2 separate regions of the Homo sapiens genome follow, and region 2 is linked to region 1. Evidence: read pairs that join two places in POLR2A ChIA-PET (ENCODE). Cell type or tissue: GM12878. All regions are shown on one strand. Each heading gives the region's core, and the rest is flanking DNA. Links, peaks and the distances in the headings are about the cores only. Region 1 overlaps RETREG3 (reticulophagy regulator family member 3). Region 2 overlaps STAT5B (signal transducer and activator of transcription 5B).

Region 1 (8,054 bases), core at 2,033-7,032:
TCCGGCAGCGCAGCCTCGTCCCGGCTGGCAGGTGGGGCCTGGGGCTCCTCAGCCCCTGGCGGAGAACGGTACATCAAGCTGGGCATGCCAATGCTAGTGTCGTCCTCATCATCCAGGCCAGCAGGATCCATATTAATGGAAGGGAAGTCTGGAAGGTCTCTGGCAAAGGATTCCTCTGGATCACTGTGACCATCTAGGTCTGGTGGAATACAGAAGTGTCTGAGTCATGGCACCTACCTGGCCCTCCTGTGCCCCAGCCCCACATGACCAGATTTTTCCCACCCTGGCTTTCTCAGGGCGAAATAAACCCATGGGACTGGTATACCTTTCCCCTCCACTTATAGGTGGCTGTGATCTCTACACAATTCCCCCTCTCTTCTATGTCCCCTGTGAGGCTAGTGCCTGAGGCTACTAAGGGACTAAAGTCTTCAAGAAGGGCAGCAGTGCCATCCTGGCTGTAGCCACAGCACTCAGGCTGCTCTGCCGCCTGATCCATAGCTCAGAAAACAGGAGAGGGGCAAGCACCAGTATCCCCTCTGTTCAGGGAAGCTAAGAGGCAACAGTCAGAGCCATTATCAACTGAGGTCAAAGGCTCCCCTCACCTTCAGAGCCTTCCGTTAGAGGTGTTTGGCCCCTTGAAAGATTGAATGTGCCATTGTCTGTACAGGAGACTTCAGCGTCTGAGTGCTCAGAGTCTGTGATGGCCAATTCCCTGGCAACAGTAGAATCGTCCAGCTTAGGAAAAGACCAACAAATGTGAGATAATGCCATCAGGAACCAGGTGTAGTCACCAGGTACAGCTTTACTAATCAGCTAGCATTAGTTATCCGAAGGCCATCAAATCAATGTAACCAGGGATAGATGGTAACTTCCCGTTGAAAACTCCCTCTCCCCTTTATTTTTTTTTTAATCAATACATGTGAAAGTAACAACAACAAAAAAAATCTTGACCCCTTTTAGGCTGCTCTCCCAAAGAAAACACTCATTCATAACCTCTTAAGCACAGGAAGAAAAGCAGTCTTGGGGGAGTCAATTACCCACTTACTTTAAGGCAAATAATTGATCCAGAGATAATTTTTCAAAGTGGTAGGAGGATACACATACTGCACAGACCCAAGGGTGAACTGGGCTGTTTAAAAGATGATCATACTAGCTCCAGAAGTTCTTCCATAATGGTAGGGTAAAAAGAGATACGGAAGAGCGGTGCTGGGCATCAGGCTCTAATTGAGACCTAGGTTGATTACAGGAATGATATGATAAAGAAAAAAATTGAGATCTAGGAACAAAGTCTCACTTCTCTCCTTGTCTTGGGAACAAGGGGAGTCTAAGGCCTCAAACCTGGTTATGGCCTAAATGTGAGCTGTCGGATGGTTAAAAGGTAGCTAAAGAAAACTGGACAGTGAAGCAGCTCCCACACTCAAGATACCTGAGGACAGAAGGCAGCAAGCTCCTCTTCGCTGTCACTGTGGTTGTCCATGGCTCGTTCTGGGTGGAGAGCTCTGCGGCGTACTGTGGGAAGAGCACAAAGTCTTGCTTGATACCTTCTCCCAGCGTAAAATCCCCTTTGGACTTTAAAGACATAAAATCAGAACACAAAACAAAGAGCCTCTCTGAATCTGGCTCTAAGCCTACATAATAATAACAGAAGGCTGAGCTGCTGAGCCTAAATGCAAGGTGAGTTGAAAACACTGGAGAAAATATCTCAGCTTCCAACATCCTCTCCACCAGACCCTACATATTTCTTTTTTCTTTTGAGATGGAGTTTTGTTCTTGTTGCCCAGGCTGGAGTGCAATGGCGCGATCTCGGCTCACTGCAACCTCTGCCTCTTGGATTCAAGCAATACTCCTGTCTCAGCCTCCTGAGTAGCTGAGATTACAGGTGCTCACCATCACACCTGGCTAATATTTGTATTTTTAGTAGAGACGGGGTTTCATCATATTGGTCAAGCTGGTCTCGAACTCCTGACCTAAGGTGATCCGCCCACCTCAGCCTCCAAAAGTGCTGGGATTACAAGTGTGAGCCACTGCGCCCGGCCTGGCACACATTTCTATTCTGGTCAGATGATCAAATACCAGGCTTTGTCAACAACTCTCTGGATGGCTAAAGGCAGACCTAATGTCAAGGTGTTAAGTGGACATGATCAAAGAGAGGGCAAAAGGAGATGCACACCTTGTTAAATCAGACTTTTGAGGACTGGTATTATTCAACTGGCTGCCCCAAGGGGACTTGGGCCTTGGTGACCAAGTGCAGGGCTCTTTGAAGGCCAGGCCTCCATAAAACACAAAACCTGACAAGACCACACAAGGGAGGGAAAAGTTTGTACTACCATCATTGTGTTGCATGGATCTCAGGCTAGTACACTTACAACCTCTGAGGCAGCAGTTTTTAATCACCTTTGGGAGGCAGCTTTTACTAGTGAAGAGACCAGGCTTAGGAGTTGAAAGGATCTGCTCTGGGCTCAGCACGGTGGCTCACACCTGTAATCCCAACACTTTGGAACGCCAAGGCAGGAGGATCGCTTGAGCCCAGGAGTTCAGGATCAGCCTGGGCAACATGAGACCCCATCTCTACAAAAAAATTTAAAAATCAGATAGATGTGGTGACACATGCCTGTAGTCCCAGCTACTGAAGGGTTTGGCGGGGCTGAGTAGAAGGATCACTTGAGCCTGGGAGGTCAAGGGTGCAGTGAGCCATGATCATGCCACTGCACTCCAGCCTGGGAAACAGAATGAGACCCTGTCTCAAAAAAAAAAAAAAAAAAAAAACAAACCACAAATACTAGGAATTTATCTTCACTGTCTAGCTTTTATTCAACTTGAAAGAGCTTTTATCAGATAGGTTTAAAACGGGAGCCTAGGATTACAAATGATAAAAACTGGCAAGCCTGCACAGGTTTCCCTAGAACAGAATATCATTTTTACCTATCAATCCTCACCCCCACCAACTACCCCCGACTTCCACTTTTGAGGACCCACCCAGTATGTCAGACCTATGGGCTTCTCCTTTTCGCCCCAAATTGCGTAAGTGGAAAGAATGACACCATGACACTTACATTGTCTCTCTCTCTGCTTGGACATCATGTAGCCACGGACACTGAAGTCTAGCCGCTGCAGAGCTGGCTTCAGCCGCACATATGCTCGATCCCACAGTCGGTGGTACACAGCAAGGGGCCACATCATGACAGTGACAACTGTGAGGAGGCATGGGAAACAGTGACAAAATGGAGAAGGGGCTGCAAAAAACATTCCCAACTGTAGCGCTGCTATTGGTCCTTAGGGCTTGGACACAAAGTGTGGAACAGATCTGCCCAAGTCTGCCAGTCATCTTCACCAGTCTCCCCTACACATGAAGGAGTCTTTGAGGGCAGGGACTTCTACAGCCACCCACAAAGCCTACTGCAGGGTTGTGCACAGCACAGTATGCTGCTGACAGGCCAAGGGCAGAACCTGGCAATGGGTGTCACTGAGCCATAAATGGAAATTACACAACAAATCATGCGAGGTTTTGATATACAAAAGCCACAGGCATAAGTACTTAGTTCTTCCAGCCCCAAGCAAGCTGAGTACATGCCAACAGGAAGTAACTAAATTTACAAAACTATGCTCCAAGTGGGAAAAAAGTACTCTGGCATAAATAGAACCTAGCAGAGAAACCCCTAAGAGTTATGTTCTGCTGACAATACCCTGGCTCTAAAAATTCTCTCCTTAAACAGGGACAGGCAGTCCTTTATAGTTGGTAATACCAACAATATATGTTAGTGGACCCTCATCAATTTCTGACTTGGTAAGAAATGAACTTTGTATGTGGAGAGCCTGCTAAAGAAGGATATTTTCATGACACTAAACAGGTCATGAAAATATGCAAAGGTCATATCCTAGAGAATTGAAATATAACAGTCCTCTCCCCACACCTAGAGTTAGCCATAGTTGGAAAGCTATGAGCAGGGTATACTTTGTAGGGGAGGTATATGTCATACTTACGCATCAAGTAGGACAGCAGAAGCCCAGGGACGTAGCGGCCCAAGACAGCCAAAAAGGTCAGTATCCCACAGCTCAGCAAGCAGAACTGGGGAATCAAGAAAGAGTATTAAGTTTCTGTCACATGGCAGGGGACTGGGGTGGGTGTGAAGGGTTAGGGTAGAGATATGACAGAAAGACTCTGTAAGTCAAGCATGGACGTGCAGCCACTGTTGCATCCAAAGGTGATTCTGTTTGGGAAGAAAAGGAGCATGTCCCCTTCTATTCAAACTCCTTTTACATGGCTAACCCCATAGGGCTGCACCTTTCCTGCCAAGAAATTGGTTTGAATAGGACTTAGCCAAAAATTCTCTCTGAAAGCAATGTTGGTGGTGGTTTTTTAAGTCAACAGAAACACACACAAAACCCAAAAAAACACAACAACCTATCACATATTTAATATGACACAGAATGTACACAAGAAAGCTTTCTTTCCTATCTTGAAGCAAGAAAACGGCCTCATCTAAGTGGCAACCACACCAAATGAGCAGTCACCAAGCTCCTGTGTTAGTCCTAATGGCTGGTCAGAAGGCCTTTCCTATAGCTTCCTTTTGTCTCTATGAACATCATAGTCTTTACTTTCTTGAATGAAGACACATAGTAAAGGAGCTGTTTCAGTTTAGCATGAACTGAACTGAGAGGCCAGAGATGAAAGTGAAAAAGGGAAGAGTCTTACCTTGCCTGGGTTTTGCTTTTTGAAAAGCAAAACATTCCTTATGAAAATGGTCCCACTAACCCAGACTTCAGCTACATGGTGGCAGAGCTCGGGCACGCTGAGCAACCGAGGGTGCACAAAGCCCCAGCTATGGGAGAGAGAAGGGGGAGCTGTGAAAGGAGGGTGTTGAGGGTCCCCCCATCTTGCTGTGCAGGCAGCCAGTGCTTCCGGTTTTAAATGGGGTTTGGGGAGTGACTAGGCCCAGGTGCTTTGGAGGTGAAGCATGACTTTCTTCTTGGCTCACCAGGTTGAAATCTGAATTTAGGTACAAGGAGGACAAACTTGTTCTGACAACTCCACCCTATGAGCAAGCAGCCCAATCCACGTGTGTAAACCTGTCCCCAGCTCCAAGGCCCTTTGTGCTTAGAAACGTTTTCTTCCTTGCACTCAGACCATTCCAATTCCCTGTGATTGCAATCCAGGGATAAAAGTGAGCATAGTCTGACTGACACCACTGCTGCTAAGGGGGAGGAAATGGTGGATGTGCCCCTTAGAAAGAAAATAAATAAAGCAAAACCAAAATAAACCACAGCAGAGAAAATTCTTTGGATCAAACAAATGGAGTGGATGAACTGAGAAATGAAAGCAGGAGCTGTAAGACACAAGAGGAATCTTTGGCTTTGACTTGCTGATGCCAGGAACCAATGTGTTTTCTGACCGGGAACTTTAAATAGCCAGAGGTCACAGAAAACACTAAATGACCTGGTATAAAAGCCAGGAGACAAATGAAGTTAGCTGCCTTTAAGTTTTCTCACTGGGACTGAATAATGCAGCTGATTCCCTGGCATGTCAGGTTATGGGGCACTGTAATGCTTCTTTTTCAGAAACTTCTCTTGTAAAGATCAGAGGACACAGGCCATCTCAACATATTGCTGCCTGAACTTTAGGATGTGTTAAAATGATCATTTGGAACAGCCTAGGTTCTCAGTTTACACTGTGTGTCCAGAACATGGGGTTAACAACATGTAACCAGAATATTACAAGAGAATGAATCAGAGCAACAAAAAGGGATTTAATTAGTGTTCCATACCTCTCATTGTCTAATGCGTCGGGTCTTGGCACTACAATATTAAAACAAACACCAGCATTAGTTGGTAGGGAAAACTAAACATGAAAATGTTAGGCTGTTGGTCTGACAGCTCAAGTTTTAATAGGTTGGGGAAAAGAAAACAGTAATAGCCGATAAAAAAGGAGACACTGTGTTATACTGCCAGTTAGGGAGCTGCAGACAAGGGAATAATCACTTATGCCTACTCATTTTTCGAGGGGAAGGAAGGGAGGTCCAAATGGACTATTTGAGCCCCCTTCTAATGACCTCAGCTGAAAGCCAAGGTGTACAAGAAAAATGGTCCATCTCACCCCTTGAGTGTGTCTGGGATACCCATACACATCAATCTGTGCCAGGCTACACAAGGTACGTTGTAACAACTCCAACCCTAGAAATCCACCTGTTGTGTTTATTTTTTTTGAGACAGAGTCTTCTCGCTCTGTTGCCCAGCCTGGAGTGCAGTGGCACGATCTTGGCTCACTGCAAGCTCCGCCTCCCATTCTTCTGCCTCAGCCTCCTGAGTAGCTGGGACTACAGGCACCCACCACAATGCCCGGCTAATTTTTTTTTTTTTTGGAGACAGGGTCTTGCTCTGTAGCCCAGGCTGGAGTGCAGTGGCGTGATCTCAGCTCACTCAGCCTCCCGAGTAACTGGGATTACAGGCACACGCCACCATACCTGGCTAATTTTTGTGTTTTTAGTAGAGATGGGGTTTCACCATGTTGGCCAGGCTGCTCTCGAACTCCTCCACCTCCCAAAGTGCTGGCATCACAGGCGTGAGCTACCGTACCCAGCCGAAATCTGCCTGTTCTCTTTATTTTTTTGAGACAGAATCTCACTCTGTCACCCAGGCTGGAATGCAGTGGCACGATCTTGGCTCACTACAACCTCCACCTCTGGTGTTCAAGCAATTCTCCTGCCTCAGCCTCCCAAGTAGCTGGGATTATAGGCACCTGCCACCACGCCTGGCTATTTTTGTGTTTTTAGTAGAGACAGGTTTTTGCTATGTTGGCCAGGCTGGTCTTGAACTCCTGACTTCAGGTGATCCACCCACCATAGCCTCCCTAAAGTGCTGGAATTACAGGTGTGAGCCACCACACCCAGCCTGCCTGTTCTCTTTAAAAAGAGACCCAGAGCTAGGTGTAGTGATGCTCACTTATAGTTCTGCCTCCTTGGGGGGCTGAGGCAGGAGGATCACTTGAGCCCAGGAGTTCAAGTCCATCCTGGGAAACACAGTGAGACCCTGTCTCTAACCAAAAAAAAAAAAAAATGGGGAGACCCATTATCTACCTGAATGATGTATAAGTCTTTTGAGATTCACCAGCCATTAGATAGGCAGATGAACTACACGATTCCTTGAAGTCTCTATAAAATATGATGGGCATGTATTTAAAACCTGTATACTCTGGTTTGAATATCTTGCCAACACTTCAAAATTAACCTGCCTAAAATCTACATCAGTTTTCCTCTCTCACCCCTTCAAACCAACTTTCCTGTCTGCCTTTGCCTGCTAAGTGTAATGCCATTCTGCCACTCTCTTAGCTTTAACCCCCATCCACTTATGTCTTTTATTATACATATATAACAATTATTATTTTCTGAGACAGGTGTCGCCCTGTTGTCTTGGCTGGAGTACAGTGGTGCGATCACGGCTCACTGCAGCCTCAACCTCCAGGGCTCAAGGGATCTTCCCACTTCAGCCTCCCAAGTAGCTGGGGACCACAGGTGCACACCACCATGCCTGGGTAATTTTTTTATTTTTTGTAGAGACAAGGTTTCGCCACGTTGTCCAGGCCGGTCTCAAATTCCTTGGCTCAAGCAATTCTCCTGCCTTGGCCTCCCAAAGTGCTGAGATCACAGGCATGATCCACTGCACCTGGCCCCAACTATTTATGTCTTGATCTTCCTTATTCACAGCTCTCCAGGCCATCCATCATTTGTATTCACTGAGGCCTCTCTGACTACTTCTCACAAAGACACTGCCACAGTCTCCTAACAGGTCATCCTGTTCCACTTTTCCTCCTTCCATGTGGTCCTAAAAATGCTACTAAATTAATCTTTATTATCGGCTGGGCGTGGTGGCCCACGCAGGTAATCCCAGCACTTTGGAAGGCCAAGGCACGCGGATCACTTGAGGTCAGGAGTTCAAGACCAGCCTGGCCAACATGGCGAAACCCCATTTCTACTAAAAATACCAAAAAAATTAGCTGGGCGTAGTGGTGCACGCCTGTCGTCCCAGCTACTCAGGAGACTGAGGCAGGAGAATCATCTGAA
Region 2 (8,054 bases), core at 2,041-7,040, 390 kb before region 1:
ACTCCGTCTCAAAAACAAACAAAACAAAAACAACAACAAAAAAAACCCCATCCTCTCCCTCAAGGTAGTTGAGAAAGAAAACAATTTTATTATTGAATAAGCATTCAACCACAATGTGATGTACATGACAGGTGATCTGCTAAGAGCTTGCAAAGAAGGGAGGAAATCTTACTTTTTTGTATAGCCAAGCGCATACAACCCATTACATACACGTTTTCAAGATAAACAATAACGAGTCCTCAAGTAAGAGGACTTGTCACATATAGTTTATCTTTTTTTTTTTTTTTTTTTTTTGAGACACAGTCTTGCTCTGTTGCCCAGGCTGGAGTGCAGTGGCACAATCTCAGCTCACTGCAACCTCCACTTCCCAGGTTCAAGCGATTCTGCTGCCCCAGCCTCCCAAGCAGCTGGGATTACAGGTGTGTGCCACCACGCCCAGCTAATTTTTGTATTTTCAGTAGAGATGGGGTTTCACCATGTTGGCCAGGCTGGTCTCAAACTCTTGACCTCAAGTGATCTACCCTCCTTGGCCTCCCAAAGTGCTGGGATTACAGGTGTGAGCCACCACACCCAGCCAGTCACATAGTTTATCTTAACTTTACATGGTTATTAGGTGAACATCTGTGTTAGCTTGCTGGCTTTATCCCAAGGAAAATTACAAACTTCTTTTTTTTTGTTTTTTTGGCAGAGTTCTATTCTTGTTGCCCAGGCTGGAGTGCAATGGCACGATCTTAGCTCACTGCAACCTCCGCCTCCCAGATTCAAGCAATTCTCCTGCCTCAGCCTCCCGAGTAGCTGGGATTACAGGCACGCATCACCACACCCAGCTAATTTTTTGTATTTTTAGTAGAGACGGGGTTTCACCATGTCACCATGTTGGCCAGGCTGGTCTCAAACTCCTGACCTCAAGTGATCCACCTGCCTCGGCCTCCCAAAGTGCTGGGATTACAGGCCTGAGCCACTGCACCCAGCCAGTCACATATAGTTTATCTTAACTTTACCTGGTTACTGGGTGACCATCTGTGTTAGCCTGTTGCCTTTATCCCAAGGAAAATTACAAACTTCTCTTTTTTTGTTTTTTGTTTTTGAGACAGGGTCTTGATCTATTGCCCAGGCTGGAGTGCAGTGGTGCGATCATAGCTCACTGCAACCTCAACCTCCTGGGCTCAAGAGATCCTCCTGTCTCAGCCTCCCAAGGGACTGGAACTACAGGTACGCACCACTACGCTCAACTAATTTTATTTTTTGTAGAGACGAGAGAGCTCCCTATGTTGCCCAGGCTGGTGTGTTCTTGACCTAGGCTCTCAAAACACTAAAACCACTCCCTTTCTCCCCTTACTTGCCTCTGGATACCTTTGAGAAGAGAGCTACTACTTGCTGAGCACCTCTCTTCCCTTCACAGCTGAGCTTCTTTCAACAGGTCTGTTCTCACTCTGGCTAACTCACCTCACTTTCACGTTTTTTCTCGCTGAGATCTTGCATTTGCTTTTATTATTTATTTAAAGACAGGGTCTTGCTCTGTTGTCCAGGCTGGAGTTCAGTGGCCTGGTCACAGCTCATTGCAACCTTGAACTCCGGGGATCAAGCAATCCTCCTACCCCAGCCTCTGAGTGGCTAGGACTACAGGCATGTGCCACCACACCCAGCTAATTAAAAACATTTTTTTTTTTTTTTTGTAGAGACAGGGGGTCTTACTATGTTGCCCAGACTGGTCTGGAACTCCCGGTCTCAGCGATCCTCCTACCTTGGCCTTCCAAAGTGCTGGAATTACAGGTGTAAGCCACTAGACCTGGCCCAGTAACAGCTTTATTAGATATAATTCACACACCATACAAATCACCCATTTAGTGTACAATTCAAGATCTAGTATATCCAGAGATATGTGCAACCAACACCACAGATAATAACATTTTCCTTACCTCAAAAACAAACCCTGCAGAGTCTCTCTGAGCCTACTGTGCCTCAGGAGACTGCCCAATTCGTTAAATAAAATAAAATAAAATAAAATAAAATAAAATAAAATAAAATAAAATAAAAAACCCCAAACTCAGGCTGGGCGTGGTGGCTCACACCTATAATCCCAGCACTTTGGGAGGCCAAGGCAGGTGGATCACCTGAAGTCAGGAGTTCAAGACCAGCCTGGCCAACATGGCAAAACACTGTCTCTACTAAAAATACAAAAATTAGCAGGGTCTGGTGGCCGGCGCCTATAATCCCAGCTACTTGGGAGGCTGAGGTGGGAGAATCGCTTGAAACTGGGAGGCAGTGGTTGTAGTGAGCCGAGATGGCGCCACTGCACTCCAGTCTGGGTGACAGAGCGAGACTCTGTCTCAAGAAAAACAAACAAAAAAAAAAACAAAACAAAAAAACCCCCAAACCCTGTATCCTTTCACTATTACCTCCAAACTCCTTCCCAGCCTCTAGGCAACCTCAAATTTACTTTCTGTCTCCATAGATTTGCCTATCCTAGACATTTCCTATAAATGGCATCATATAATATGCGGTCTTTTGTACTTGGCTTCTTTTCTTTTTCCTCGCTCTGTCACCCAGGCTGGAGTGCAGTAGCATGATCACAGCTCAAGTGATCCTCCCACCTCAGCCTCCTGAGTAGGTGGGACTACAGGGGTGCACCACCACATCCAGCTAATTTTTGTATTTTTTTGTAGAGATGGGGTTTCACCGTGTTGTCCAAGCTGGTCTTGAACTGCTGCACTCAAGTGATCCCTCGCCTCAGCCTCCCAAAGTGCTGGAGTCCCAGTCATGAGCCACCGTGCCCGGCCTGGCTTCTTTCATCTAGCATGATATTGTCAAGGTTCATCCGTGACAACATCATGTCCTGTGTGTCAGCACTTCATTCCTTTTTATTGCCGTATATTCCATTGTACAGATATACCATAATACATTTTGTTTATTCATCAGTTGATGGACATTTGGGTTGTTTCTGCCCTTTGGCTATTATGCATAATGCTGTTATGAACATTTGTCACAAGTGTTTCTGTACATATATGTTCTCATGGTTCTTATGTAGATACCTACAAGTGGAATGGCTGGGTTTTTTGTTTTTTTTTAATTTGAGACAGAGTCTTGCTCTGTTGTCCAGGCTGGAATGCAATGGCATGATCTCGGCTCACTGCAATCTCTGCCTGCCGGGTTCAAGCGATTCTCCTGCCTCAGCCTCCCAAGTAGCTGGGATTACAGGCGCGTGCCACCACGCCCAGCTAATTTTTGTGTATTTTTAGTAGAGACGGGGTTTCATCATGTTGGCCAGACTGGTCTCGAACTCCCGACCTCAGGTGATCCACCTGCCTTGGCGTCCCAAAATGCTGGGATTACAGGCATGAGCCACCGTGCCCGGCCCTATTTGTTCCTTAAGAGCCAGCTCCAGGCTGGGCATGGTGGTTCACGCCTGTAATCCCAGCATTTTGGGAGGCCAAGGCAGGTGGATCACCTGAGGTCAGGAGGTCCAGACCAGCCTGGCCAACATGGTGAAACCCCGTCCCTACTAAAAATGCAAAAATTAGCCGGGAGTGGTGGCGCCTGTAATCCCAGCTACTCAATTAAAATAAAAAAATAAAATAAAAAAAAAGCTTGAGTTGCTCAGTGGCCTTCCTGCATGTTCTTTTGCATAATGACTTTGGGATGCCTTGATTGCAGCAGGAAGCGATATCCTAGCATAATCAGTTGTGGTAGCTGCCTTTCTCCAACTGTGAGCCTCTGCAGGGAAGGCACCATTTCTCATCCCACACACAACGCTGAACTCAGGGTCAGGTACTCTAAATGTGCTGAATCTTAAGGACAGGCTTTCAGCCGGGCGTAGTGGCTCACGCCTGTAATCCCAGCACTTTGGGAGGCTGAGGTGGGCAGATCATGAGGTCAGGAGATCGAGACCATCCTGGCTAACAAGCTTTCTGGAGTCAGGAGGCTAGGAGACCATCATTCTTATTTTCAAAACATCATATGAGCAGGAAGGTATGAAAGGCCCCATCTGCCATCAGAGCTAATGACGTGCCCTCTGAGGCAGCCAACTCCCAACCACCCAACCAGTTCCCTTTTTCAGGGTCACGCTGATGACTTGAAACTTTTCCGTGTTCAAGCTGCCCTCCCTTGGCATGTGACAGAAAAAAGTAAAAACAGGACTCAATACCATCCCTTCAGAGGAAGGCTTTATTGTAACATAAAATACACAACTTTGTGACTGTAACTCTGCATAGGATATATTTCTTTTTTTTGAGGCAGAGTCAAATTTGAGGCCCCAAATTGTACACAATACTTTTTTTTGGTGGCTAAATAACTAATCTGCCTTGACACTAAAATATGTATCTGAAATAATTTCACCAAGTTTTAAAAAGAAAAATTATAAAAAGTATACTTTCATTTTAAGTTATATTCGATTTTAGTCTCCCCCTACCCCCTAGAAAAAACCTGCACATCTCACACACGGAGCTGAAACTTTTGAGGACTTGTGTGTGTCTGGGAGTGGGTGAGAGGCTGATGGGGTCGAGACACACCACTACCTTTATCTTGTGGTTTGCAGGAACAAGGAGGAGAGAGAAGATAGAACGCAGAGAGCGAGCACACCTTTCATCAAAAATCTCCACTCTCTAGGCACAGCCTCGGTAACACCGAGGACAGCTCACAACTGGACAAGCAGGGAAACCCCAGCTCAGGGAAGCCACACTCATCAGCTCTCTTCCTCCCCAACCCAGTGCCAACTGCAAAGTGAGCCAGGACGGCCTGGCTGCTCTGTCCTCAGCAGGCCCTGGGGTGGGTCCACTCCCAACCTGAAAGTGTATCAAGTCTGACCCCCCAACCAGGGTTGCTGGAACAGAGAGCGAGGTCTCAGAGGCAGGTGCTGGTGAAGCATCTCTGGGAGACGGGCAGGGAGTGACTCTACGAGCCTGGATCCCTGAGCAGGCAGGCTCTCCTTCTCACCCTTCCCCGATGCACCCATCCTCATGGTTGGAATTTTCATCAAATCTTGAGGGGTAGGGAGGGGCTGAGTGGGATGCGGGTAGCCTGCTCCTCAGAGGCAGAGAGACTCTACTGCCTGGCATAGAAAAATAAATCAGTGTATGAAACCAAGCCAAGGCAAACGGCAGCTTTAAAAAAGTCATCTTCCAATAAATAATTTACTATAGAGGAATATTTTTAACGGCAAAACACTGATAAATTCAGAAGTTATTTTTGTAAAAAAAATATGTTTATTTACTCTCATGTATAAAAATAAGGTTTTTGGGGCCATCCTCTCCTGGGGGTGCCCATGCCCTTCTTTTGGAGAGGGGGCCGAGGGGTGACCTTTTAGGCCTTACCCGTAAGCTATTTTAATACACCTGCTCACCCCCCTCTTCCTCCACTACCTGCTGTAGCCCATTCCTTCCTTCTGGTGTAAAGCTACAGAAGAAGTCGTGGAACAAAATTATACCGAGGCTTTTTTTGTTTTGTTTTATACTTTTATCAAACTCCCCAGCAAACTTGCTGACTGCATTTCCACACATTACCAACACCTGCCAGGACTTCACAGCAGGGTGACCCGCTAAGCAAGCTGGCCTAGGTTCAGCCCACACTGCTGCTACCTACTCTTCAAGACATTAGGTGTGAACAGAGAAGGGGAATGAGGTGACCTGGGTTTGAATGACCCAGGGCCCAATGCACAAGAGAGAATTTTGATGTCAAATTAGGGTGGCAAGGAGAAAACAAAAAAGATCCAACTTAGAAACAGAACCATGATTCAACATTTGCAAAAAGCATCATCAATAAGCCTGAAGAAGGCCACGGACTGTGCATCCGCTGGCTCAGAGAAAGGCTGGGCAGCCGGAACAGCAGCTTCCTGGGTAACCAGGCAACAATCTCAGCGCCTGGGAGTCAGGGCTGCGCACTCCACTCTGGCCAGAACACAAACGGCATTGGCACTGTAAGCTCTCAGTTACGTGGCCCTCTTTTCTCTCCTCTATTTCTCCAAACATATGTGCACACCCAGAGGAACTGAGTGGCAATTCCAGGGTGCGGGCGGGCAGGAGGGGAGAGAGGACAAAGAGAGAATAAGATGAGCTAAATGTTTTGTGAAAAGCCACCGCCCATCCGAAAGCTTGTGACTTCCCTTGCCCCAACAATCTTTGTAGGTTGCCCCTTTTCCCATTCCTACCCAAGAACACAGGGGTGGGGGAGAGGGAAGGCTCTCTTTGTCAAAAAGCAGTTATCTACATTTCAGAAGAAAAGCAGAGACAATCACGGTTATATATCAATTGCTTGGCAGACAGAGTGACGAAGACTCACTGGAGCACATGTGCTTTCTCCTCCCTTTGTCCTTCTCTTATTCAAACAGCCACATGTCAAAGTCCAGCCACTCTTAAGACACATGGCCAACTTCCAGGCTTCACGAAACTCACTGCCTTTTTGCACAAAGTAAAAACCACCACAGCTTCTGTCTGTGGCCCCTCTGCTACAACTAAACTCTCAGACAGTGAGAGGGAGAAACACCATAACGTGCAAACACGCACACACACACACACACACACACACACACAAACACATACTCGCACTCCCTTCGCTGGTGCCACCATGCACAGAAACACTAAGGTCACAACTAGTATTAACACTTCACATTATGAGTATTGTTTCAAAAGAGAAGCGATTCATGGAATTAAAACATCCACAAGAGTGATTCCTCTGGTGAAGATGAAGAAGCTGAAGATGGAGAGGTCGCGGGGTCACGATTGTGCGTGCGGGATCCACTGACTGTCCATTGGCCGGCCCAGGAGCTCCTCCACACGCCGCGCTACGTCCATTGTGTCCTCCAGATCGAAGTCCCCATCGGTGTCAAGGACTGAGTCAGGGCTTGGGAGGGAAAGAAGAGGGATGAAGGGAAGGGGAAAGCCTGCCAGAGACCACCCCAAGCCCCACAGGCCACCAGGGGAGCAGTCTGAGCCAGCCTATGCCCTCAGCCTGGGGCTTCATGGGAAAAGAACAACCATTCAAACAGCTGGCTGTACAGCAACTCAGACTGAAATACCCTCCCCTGTTACCTCTCACACCGGCTGTCCAGACACATCACAACTCCACTCAGTCCTTAGAGCAAGAAAAATCTCCATATTGAGAGAGGGGAACAGATGACATTTGCCCAACCCGACTCTAAACCACCAATCACTTCTGGTCAAATCTCTCCCTCCCAAAGGCCAGAGCCCGGGCCAGGGCTGTGTGGTCTCAGACCTAGAGGAGCTCTGGATTCCTTTGACCCCAGCCCTCCAGGGGTCCAGCCTGGGGCCAAGCCCCCAGTTCCTCCCCTGTGGACCCCCACAAGAATGCCACCTACTTCTGTGGGTACATGTTATAGTGAGCCTGGGGACACACAGCTGGGGAGGGGGCCTGGTCCATGTACGTGGCGCTGCCGCCCCCGGCATCTGCAGATGCGTTCACAAACCTGCAGAAGGAAGAGAACAGAGCTTCAGCTGCCAGGGAGGCCAGGGCAGCTGACTTGGGGAGGGGACCAAGGGGTATCTTTGTCTTTCTCAGGGTGTAGAAGGACAAAGTGCCCCACTCGGCCCTGGGGCTCCAGCTACAGGAGTGGGGCCTCAGGTACTGGCATAGCATCACCAAGCCCAGGTCCTTCCCCAGGGCTGAGACAGTTTCCCCGGGGGAGCGGAAAGCTGGGCCAGGATAAGGATGGGAGGCAGGGTCTGGGGGAGGAGGAAAGAGGCAGAAGGAGAGCCACAGCCACCTGGACACTTACTCAGGGACCACTTGCTTGATCTGTGGCTTCACGTATCCATCAACAGCTTTAGCTGCCAAGGGAAGAATGTAGTAAATCAAAGTTCTCAAGTGAAACAAAAATGTGATCTTCCTTATGAATCACATCTTTTCTTAGGACAGAACACAACCACCTAACTTATCTAAGGATATGACACAAGCACTTAATATTTTTTTGTTTTGTTTTTTGAAACAGTCTCACTCTCTCATCCAGGCTGGAGTACGGTGGTGCAATCTCGGCTCACTGCAGCCTCCGCCTCCCAGGTTCAAATGATTCCGATGCCTCAGCCTCCTGAGTAGCTGGATTACAG

The links. ChIA-PET counts read pairs that join two places held together with the same protein. Peaks named below come from ENCODE experiments on the same cell type or tissue, not always from the same donor. Only the 100,000 strongest peaks of a DNase experiment are listed, where the experiment ranks them.
Region 2: POLR2A ChIA-PET joins it to region 1 with 13 read pairs; 3 of 35 experiments call an interaction of 5 or more read pairs at or near these places.

Annotation. Positions count from the first base shown.
Region 1 is chr17:42,582,072-42,590,125 of GRCh38, forward strand. RETREG3 (reticulophagy regulator family member 3) reads right to left here. Exons shown (of 9, transcript NM_178126.4): 3 at 5,763-5,793; 4 at 4,694-4,820; 5 at 3,982-4,066; 6 at 3,054-3,191; 7 at 1,427-1,509; 8 at 603-735; 9 at 1-199. Among named protein-coding and RNA genes, the nearest start is that of PSMC3IP, 8.4 kb to the left of the region's middle. In GM12878, for the core only: no CTCF peak of the experiment used is centred there; a DNase peak (open chromatin) is centred at 4,664; H3K4me3 peaks cover 1,370 bases; H3K27ac peaks cover 2,248 bases.
Region 2 is chr17:42,195,031-42,203,084 of GRCh38, forward strand. STAT5B (signal transducer and activator of transcription 5B) reads right to left here. Exons shown (of 19, transcript NM_012448.4): 17 at 7,727-7,778; 18 at 7,310-7,417; 19 at 4,147-6,834. The coding sequence ends at 6,708. Among named protein-coding and RNA genes, the nearest start is that of GHDC, 4.6 kb to the left of the region's middle. In GM12878, for the core only: no CTCF peak of the experiment used is centred there; no DNase peak of the experiment used is centred there.